Regions from separate parts of the Mus musculus genome. Here region 2 is linked to region 1. A link is a loop called in an ENCODE intact Hi-C map of the cell type or tissue named here. Cell type or tissue: heart. All regions are shown on one strand. Links, peaks and the distances in the headings refer to the core of each region. The heading gives the core; the rest is flanking DNA. Region 1 holds the start of Cox10 (heme A:farnesyltransferase cytochrome c oxidase assembly factor 10). Region 2 overlaps Cox10 (heme A:farnesyltransferase cytochrome c oxidase assembly factor 10).

What was found. Hi-C counts contacts between places; a loop is a spot of excess contacts. Peaks named below come from ENCODE experiments on the same cell type or tissue, not always from the same donor. Only the 100,000 strongest peaks of a DNase experiment are listed, where the experiment ranks them.
Region 2: a loop joins it to region 1, with 2.0 times the contacts of the local background. A loop is called at or near these places in 1 of 42 quality-filtered maps.

Annotation. Positions count from the first base shown.
Region 1 is chr11:64,077,759-64,082,150 of GRCm38, forward strand. Cox10 (heme A:farnesyltransferase cytochrome c oxidase assembly factor 10) reads right to left here and starts at 1,714. Exons shown (of 7, transcript NM_178379.3): 1 at 1,578-1,714. The coding sequence starts at 1,620. 2810001G20Rik (RIKEN cDNA 2810001G20 gene) reads left to right here and starts at 1,726. Exons shown (of 2, transcript NR_033780.1): 1 at 1,726-2,019. In heart, for the core only: no CTCF peak of the experiment used is centred there; a DNase peak (open chromatin) is centred at 1,743; H3K4me3 peaks cover 2,326 bases; H3K27ac peaks cover 1,370 bases.
Region 2 is chr11:64,000,622-64,005,013 of GRCm38, forward strand. The region is part of intron 4 of Cox10 (heme A:farnesyltransferase cytochrome c oxidase assembly factor 10); the gene reads right to left. Among named protein-coding and RNA genes, the nearest start is that of Gm51866, 30 kb to the right of the region's middle. In heart, for the core only: no CTCF peak of the experiment used is centred there; no DNase peak of the experiment used is centred there; H3K27ac peaks cover 871 bases.

The DNA of each region.
Region 1 (4,392 bases), core at 235-4,234:
AGTTCCAGGACTGCCAGGGCTACACAGAGAAACCAACCCTGTCTCGAACCCCCCCCCCCAAAAAAAAGAAGCTGAAATACCAAACAGAAAAGTAGAAAGAAAGGTTGCCCTGAGGAATCTGTATACAAAGAAGAAGCGTCCGTACAGACAGATAGTCCAGCACTGAGATGAGCCCTCTAAGAATGAGTACCGAGTGTCTGCATCGAGGAATACTCACAATCAGCGATTACAGAAAGTAACAAAGAAGTGAGTCAAGAAAGACTCACAACAGACACACACACACACACACACACACACACACGAAGAACCCCATAAACTTTTTATTTTAGAAAATGACAGTCATATGAAAAGAGGTGTCCAAGGAGGCTCTATCACTCAACGCACAGCTTTGACAATTACCAAGTACTGCCCAACTTTGTCTCTTCTACCCACCCTTCCACTTCCTGCCCTGGTTTATGAGCCAGAAGGTACCTTTGAGATCACCTAGCTCAGTTACCTTATTATAGACGCGTAAATGTTTCATTAAAGAAAGTCAAATGATCTGCACTGGGATCATACAAACGCACGGGAGAAAAGAGCTCTACAGAAGCACAGTGATCACCACAGTCAGCCAGACACAGTGGGCAGTGTGTAAGTGACAGGGAGGCCTACAGGATGGTTCTGGGCTGTGAGAAGGTACACAATGGCTTCCACTATCTTGTCTGTACTATAGATCACTTTGCCACCATCCATGGATACTAGTCACAAAACCAACCTCCTCTTTAAAATTTCTACCAGCACAATCTCATTCATTCACAAATGACTGAGCATCACCAATGCACATAGGCATTGCTCTGGGCATGAGGGATACAGTGGTGAACCAGGGAGACAGACTATCTTTACTTTCACAAAGTGTTTCTCTTACTGGGAGGAACACACTAAATTGTTGCACATCTGTACTGCAGGTGTGAACAATTACACCGTGTGTTATTCATGATAAATTAATATGATATAAGAAAAGAAGGATAAAGACTCCTATTTTAGTTAGAGTGCTAAGGTTGGCCTCCCTGAAAAGGTAAAATATAGGAGCTTTTCAAGAGTTTGTGATAAACACACATCTGTCAAAAGTCCTTCTGATGGAAGGAGCCATACTGATGGTACAGCGCTGGCTCAATGGGATTCAGTTGGCAGTTATCATTATCATGGTGATTAAGGTAACACTTTAAGCTGGAAGACAGCTCCTTAACGGGGGGGGGGGGGGGGGGGAGGTGCGCTTCTTGTCATTAAAAGGCGGTGGCCAGGAACCGCGGCTCTCATGTGCCAGGCTTGTGGAGCCCCATGGTTTATCCTGTCCCTCCATCTTGCACTGTCTGAAACTCCAAAGAGCACGGGATATCAAGCCTTAGGGACCACCTGGCCTACGGTGCAAAGCTGGTCCACAATACTTGGCCTCGTCCCTTCAGGTGACCCTAAAGGTCACCTCCCTGCCAAGTGACAAGCCAAGGGCTTCCAAGGTTGCAGGCGGCCGGCAACACGGTACCGCACATGGCAAAAAAGAAAACAATTCGTCCACGATCATTCCCAACCGGGTACAATACCTGTGAGGAGGCGCGAGGAAATGGTGTGCGGGGACGCGGCCATAACGTACTGGTGCAGCAGTCCCCAGGACCCCAGGACGCCTCTCACCTCACCGGCTCCTGGGCGCCGCCATCTTGCTAGCCCGCCCTCTGAGTGAGGCGGGACTTCCTCTTGTCACTTCCGGCTCCCAGCGCTCTCTGAAAGCTAGGCTAGCGGAGCTTATAAAGATCGGATGGTAGAGCTTTCGCTTTCCCCTCAGACGCTCCAGATGTAGACTAGGTGAGCTCTCTGCCCGGGAGGGACAGATCGTCGGAGCCCGCGGGCGGAAGGCGAGTCGTGGCGGGGTTAGGGCTCTGGAGTCCGGCCCGGCCCGGCAGTCCCCTGAGCTTGAAAGAATTGAATGCCTCCTCAGTTGTCACCCAGGCTGATCTTGCGCAGGCTGTTGGCTTCTCGTGGAGTTTGGTAAGTAAAAAAACGAGGAAGAAAGAAACTCATTAAAAGAGCAAAACATGACTTACAAGGGCAGTTTGTGTTTGCTTTCAGCGATGAGGTGAGATCTCTGTGGTTCACCTCAGGTGCTGATCAGGGGCCACTGAGACAGGAGTTTGTGTAAGAGCACGCACTGTGTCTCTGCAGCAAGAACTGGTCATGGTGAGCGTCATCCCGATAGGGATAAGGTAGAAAGCGCTATGGAATGAGGTTAGCATTTCTGTGAAGTAGGCTAAAGAAAGGCTTTGAAGAGCCAACTTGCTGCTCAGTAGAAGGAACTGTGAGAGTTTTCCAGTTTACCAGGAAGACAGAGCAGAGAATGGGATTTTCTGAGGCCCATCACAGTTCATCACTGTGGACCTAGGATAATGGTTGTCCCCATCAAATTAATCTTAGACTAAGGAAGAAGAGGATGGATTTCTGGTGAATAACTGAAAAGTTAACAACTGTTCAATCCACTGTTTTTCGAGCACTTTGAAATGCTGTGTTAAGTGAAATATTACAAAGTACAAACCTTAAATCAACAAATGAAAAGCACAATTTGGGATCTAATCACACCAACAGTGAGTGCTGCTTAGGGGAGGCCTTCTGCTTTACAGCTATCTTGGTTAATTAGACCCACTGTTCCTGGAACTCTGATCATCATAAATAAGTTAGCCCTTTACAAACTAGATCTCAGATACCTAACTCAATGGTTACATGGTATGGAACCTGAGGGCTAGAGAGATTGCGTGATTCAAACTGTAGATTGTATAGCAGTCTACTGTACTTCCTATCTCTTTATAGTTGTCTCTTAAAATTTGTGTTATAAAACCAAAAAGTGATAGGACTGTACACCTATAAGATGGCTATAAACAAAATTAATCAATAGCAGGAGTTAACAAGTTAGTGAAGAAGTAGGAATCCTGATACATTGTTTATAGGAATATAAAATATTGTAGCCACTTTGGAAAAGCAGTTTAGGTGTTCCTCAATAAGTTAAACACAGCGCTACCTCCTGACCCAGCTGTGCCTTTCCCAGGTATATTCCCAAGACAAATGACAGCATTCATTCACTCATAATATCCCAAAGTGGATATAACTCAAGTTATACATCAACTGATATTCTGTGACATATCCACATACTGGCCTATTTGCCATGAAATGAAAATAAAGTGCAAATACATACTACAACCATGAAAACAATACTAAGTTGAAGAAATCAATCACAAAAGGCCATGTATTAGATAGTTTCCATGTGTATGAAAATTCCAGAATTCTTAAGTCATTAAAGAGAGGCAGTAGGTAAGTAATTACCTGGTGCTAGTGGGAGGAGTAGAGAGAAAAGAGGAATGTCGCTGGTGGGTACAGGGCTCATTTAGATAGAGAGAAAATGAAAATAGTCCTAAATTGATTGTGGGGTGGTTATACAACTTTCAATATACTTAAAACCTTAGTGTAGACAGTTGATACCAATTTTGTAGATGTAAAATTTTATGAAGATAGTTGTATATAAGTATCTTCATATATTTCATACATGAATACATTATGGAGATAATAGGTGTTATTTTCATAGAAATTGTCTAAAGACTGTCCAACTCTGTCTTAGTTAGAGGTTCCCTTGCTGTGAAGAAGTACCACGACCACAGCAACACTTACAAGGGAAAGCATTTAACGGAGGGTGGCTGACATACAGTTCAGAGGTTTAGTTCATATCATCATGGAGGGAAGCATAGTGCCATTCAGGCAGGCATGGTGCTGGAGAGCCGAGAGTTCTACATCAGCATGTGAAGGCAGCAGGAAAAGACTGGGCCTGGCTTGAGCACCTGAGACCTGAAAGCCCACCCCTTAGTGACACACTTCCTCCAACAAGGCCACACCTCCTAATAGGACCATTCCCTATGGGCCTATGTGGGTCTTTTTTTTTTTTTTTTTCAAACCACCACAGACTCCCTCAGTTTTCATTATTCATCATGCCAGCTTCTCACTGATTACAAGTTCCCCAGCCTCTGCTTCGTATTCCTTGGCATCAGCATACTTCCTCTCTGGGAAAAAAAAAATCTTACTTACAATAGGGATAAATAAAAAGAAATATTTTAATGGTCGTGAGTTGGGGTCCTTCCTTTGTTCCTTGCTACTGAGGGTTTAAATGAAGCAGGCACTTCTAAGCTCTACCTCCAGCCCCATGCTGATTCTTTGCATGATGAGAAAACTTCAAGAGGACTCAACTACTGCTAGGGAGTAACATCTTTAAACTGTGCTTCCAGCAGATGGGAAGCAGGGAGGAAGAGAAACTAGCCCCTTCTCCTTCTGCCACTCTTGCTACATTGTGGCCCTCATGGGCAGAGCCATGCTGAGCACCTGTAA
Region 2 (4,392 bases), core at 128-4,127, 77 kb before region 1:
ATCAACAGGCCCTGGGACTGTCCTGAAAGCACAGGGAGGGAGGTGCTGGTGGGGACATTGTGACACACTGCTCCAACTCAAACTGCAAGTGCTAATTTCTATACATTGAAGAAAAAGTCCACGCTCAGAAGAAACTATGAAGGTGCTAGGCAGATGGGTACCTCAATGCCACTTACAATGACTATAAGTTGTGTTAGGGAAAATATCCAACTAGGTAACAAGATATATCCTTTCTCCACCCCCTTCTCCCCGCCCCCCCCCCGCCCCCCTCCCCCACAGTGTGAGAGCAACATTCCTCCAAAGGCCCCGCAGAAAGACACACCCTGCAGTTCAGGGCTTGTTGCTCCATCCATCCCCTGGAAAGCTGTCAGTGTGTGTTTGTCATTCCCGTCCAGCTCACAGCTCCTAACAGCTCGATAGTATCTCCATCAATCTCCAACCAGATTAAAAGGGATATTTAAAAAAAATAAAAAGCTCAGAGAGGGGCTCTAGCAGGACCCACATATCATTTCTTCTTACAAATCAGTTAAGATGCCCAGGCAGCTGTCACTTTTCCCTTGTTACCCATGTCCTACTGGTCTACCTCCAATAAACAAACTACGACTCATTCTCATTGAGATTTTTTTTTCCCCATGAGGCATGTGAAATAGCAAATGCAGGCAGTCTGGCATCCATCAAAAGTGGTTTTCATGCATATGGAGACTGGGCAATGTTCTTTGAAGAGGTCACACAGGCCACCTCTCATGAAGGCTTTGTCCTCAAAAGAAAAAAATAAAAAAGGCTCAAAACATTAGTAACCTAGTCCTTATTAAAGTCAAGTGCTGCATCCTAGAGTAAAAGAAACCCCAGCCCTGCCTAGCTCCCAGAGCCTCTACCGTAAAGTGACCTTCTGTTCCTGCCAGGGGAATCTCAATTTGTAAACACTGCTTTCTCACAAAAGATGGAAGGAAAATGAAATATTTATAATACCTGCTCTGAGTAGTGAGGGAGGGTGATTTATTATTCTTATCTTCCCGATTTTTCAGTGTCTATAAAGACCATGCATTTTCTAGTTAGGGAAAAACCAAAAGTAAGGCCAAGCCAGGTGTGTCTCTGGTACACACCTTTAACTACAGCCTTGAAGAAGAAATCAGGGAGATGGCCTGTTAGAGCCTACCCTGACTGCATGACCAAACTGATACAACACCTAGATAGCCACTCTCTAAGTTAACTGAATAAAATAATTACTAAACTCATCCAAACAAAACCAGTATTAAGGGAACCCTAACCAATCATAATCTGTTCTTCCCACAGAGTCACATCGGAAGACAAAATGCTAATCTCAAATAGGTCACACACAGTCACTATCACATAACCAGAATACTCCATGGGCTCAGCCCTCCTAGTCACTAGCTACTTTTCTACCATCTCCCTCGACCTGCTGACCTCCTTCCTTTCACTTTGTATACAGCAGTCAGTGATCTTTCTAGGAGCTAAGCTGGCCATGTTCTTTTCCAGAATAAAGCATGGGCAGCAGCACCCAGGGAATGACGTGAACATTCCAACTTGGCGAGCAAAGCTCTCCTAGCCGTCCATGCTCCTGGACTCTTCTGCTGTCTACCCCTCTCTATACGGCCCTTTCTAAGCAATGCGCCAGTTCTTCGGAGGCAGGCTTTCAGCAGTGTACACGTCATGCTGCCCCTGTGGGGCCCTGCTAACTCACGTCAGGGCTGACTAGGCTCCTCTAGAGTCCATGTTTGGAGCCATGCCTGTACAGAAGCACTGTACTGTAAATGCTGCCGGGTGAGGTATCACCGTTCTCAGAACATGCTTGCCAAGGCCCACTAGGTCCTCACCACTCCTCACCACCAACCCCACTACCCCGCCATTCAGCTCCAGTGCCCCAGCCTCAGGCCATTCTCAAGCAACTGTTGCTTTTCTCCTTCCTCCACCTTCAATGTTGGTAACTAACTCTGTTACCGAGCACCGGCTCCCTCTAACAGGACACAAACTCCTTTTCCTACTCCCAACCAGGCACCAAGAGTAGCCTCTTCCCCTAATGCTTGGCTGGTGTCCTGCAGGAGCTGGAACTCCTGTCTCCTAGCTTCCAGGAAACTCAGTGCTCCAGTGCTCCTCTCAGCAGATTCAGCTTGTATCTCTCAGTGATGGATTCCTCTCCTGGACATCTGAACAAGCCCAGCGCTCCCCAGGCAACCCTTCCTCTTAGCTCCACACCCCTTCCAAGAGCATTATCTACTTCAACACAAGGTGAACTGGAGAGTGAGAGGATGAGTTGAGTTTTCAACGTCCATGCTTCCTCAATGTGGAGTCCAGAGTGAGTGGAGTCTTCTAAAACCTCTAAGAAGGCTCTAAGGAATCTCATTCAAACAGCTGCCAAAGGCTAGAATTCCCTCAGAATCTATTCTTAAAATAGTGAGTTCTAAAAGCTGTTCTGAAAAGTAAATAAATGCACCCAAAGTTACTGGCATCAGCAGATCCTGCAAAACCAAACAAAACCCCTCAACTTTAAAAGACTGGGAAAATGACCAATTAGTACTACTACAGTTGTGGCTCACTATAGACATAAATCTGGTTAATAAATAAAATCCTTGTAGAGCTCTCTATCTACAACTGAAACGCTATAGAGGCATCTTATGGAATGCAACAATATTAAAGAATACAAGATTGAAGATTAAACAACAGAACAACATCTTGACTCTCAATTGGCTCTCTAAAATGCAAAAGATTTAAATGTCATTGATAAATAAAGGAAAGCTATATCACAAGCTGTGCAATGAAATGCGCCAACCTGCACAGGGTCGAACGCTGCTGTAATACACATCTGGTCACAGTGGGTGGGGGTGGGGGTTAGAGAAATCATTAAGCAATCTGAGAACTCCCAAACAAAGACACTGTAAAATTCTGTACTATAAAGCAAAGGAAACACTTAATCCCTCAGGAGCTGCAGTATGTATTTCAACTGGGTTATCCCTTCCCGTGAAAGGACACAGCGATACACCAAAACCTGGGGTGACACTGGATCTCCACTGTGCACATGTGGCACAAAGCCAGTATGCCTCGCTCTCCTGGCACCTGTTGTCTAATCATCTGTGAGAGATTATTCCAGGCAGCAGAAGAGGAGGGGCAGAAGGAGGAAGGGGAGGGGCAGAAGGAGGGAAGAATGCAAGCCTTTCTTATCAGCAAACACAGTGCTACACACACTGACCTTTAAAATGGTAGTTATATTTGCTTTCTATGAACTGCCCCAAACATTACAGTGTATCTTTAAACTTTAGACCCCATGAACCTATAGAGGGAAATGACCTGGTTATTATGAGACATTGTATTCTTCATGCCCTTGAGATGCTGTCTTGGGGCAATCACAGCACATTTCAACCTCCACAAAACATCAATACTACAAAATGTGTTTTCTTGTGAATCTTAATACAAAACTATAATATAGCAAGCAGAAGCAAGAAACATTCCCTTGAAATAATAAATAACAACAGAATAACACTCACATTAAATGAGAAAAGTACGAAGCTATTTCTGCACATGTGGGTGGCAGAAGGCGGTCACTGATGGGGATATTCCTACCAGGTTTTAACAACTGTCCTGTGCCCTGTATTCTCCCTGTTCCACTTTCACTCTGCTGACTGAAACTGCCCTCACTGTAGCTGGTAAGCTGAGTATGTGTACAAGTAGACCGCCCATGTGTGAGAAGTGGGTAGCAGTTCCTACTGAAAGATGTGGGAAGGCTGGAAATTCCTACCGAAGGGTAAGCCGTTTGTCATGCAGGATGGGTAGGAATGCTGGGTAACTGCCCAGAACCCTCAGAATTTAAGCCTTTTATAGGCTTTTCTCTCAGAAGCCACAGAAAATCACTTATTGAGTACTGCTGTTCTAGAGAACACCACATATATTTCCCACCTCACCATGGGGCCTGAGGACAGCAACATGGCCAACCAACCCATGCAGGGGAAATCGGAATCAACACTAAATATCTCCAAGTCTCCTGCTAACAGAAAATGGAGAAAAAAAAATTTTTTTCCTGGTATGTGAATAAATACAAGATATTAGGTGTTGCTAAGAAAGATGAAGCCATGATAAGGACAAAGTTTGAAATCAGGACCAACAGCGGTGGCGCAGCCTTTGATCCCAGCACTCAAGAAGAAGGTGTATCTCTGAATTCTAGGTCAGCCTGGTCTACAAAGTGAGTTCCAGGACAGCCAGAGCTACACAGAAAAAGTATCTTTAAAAACTGAAAACAAAACAAAATCAAACAACCCCAAAGCAAAGCAAACAACAACAAAAACCAAGATAAAATTCACAATTAGTTTTACAGTGACTCTTTAACTTTAACAACCAACCAACCAACCAAACTAACTAGCCAACTAACTAGCCAACTAACTG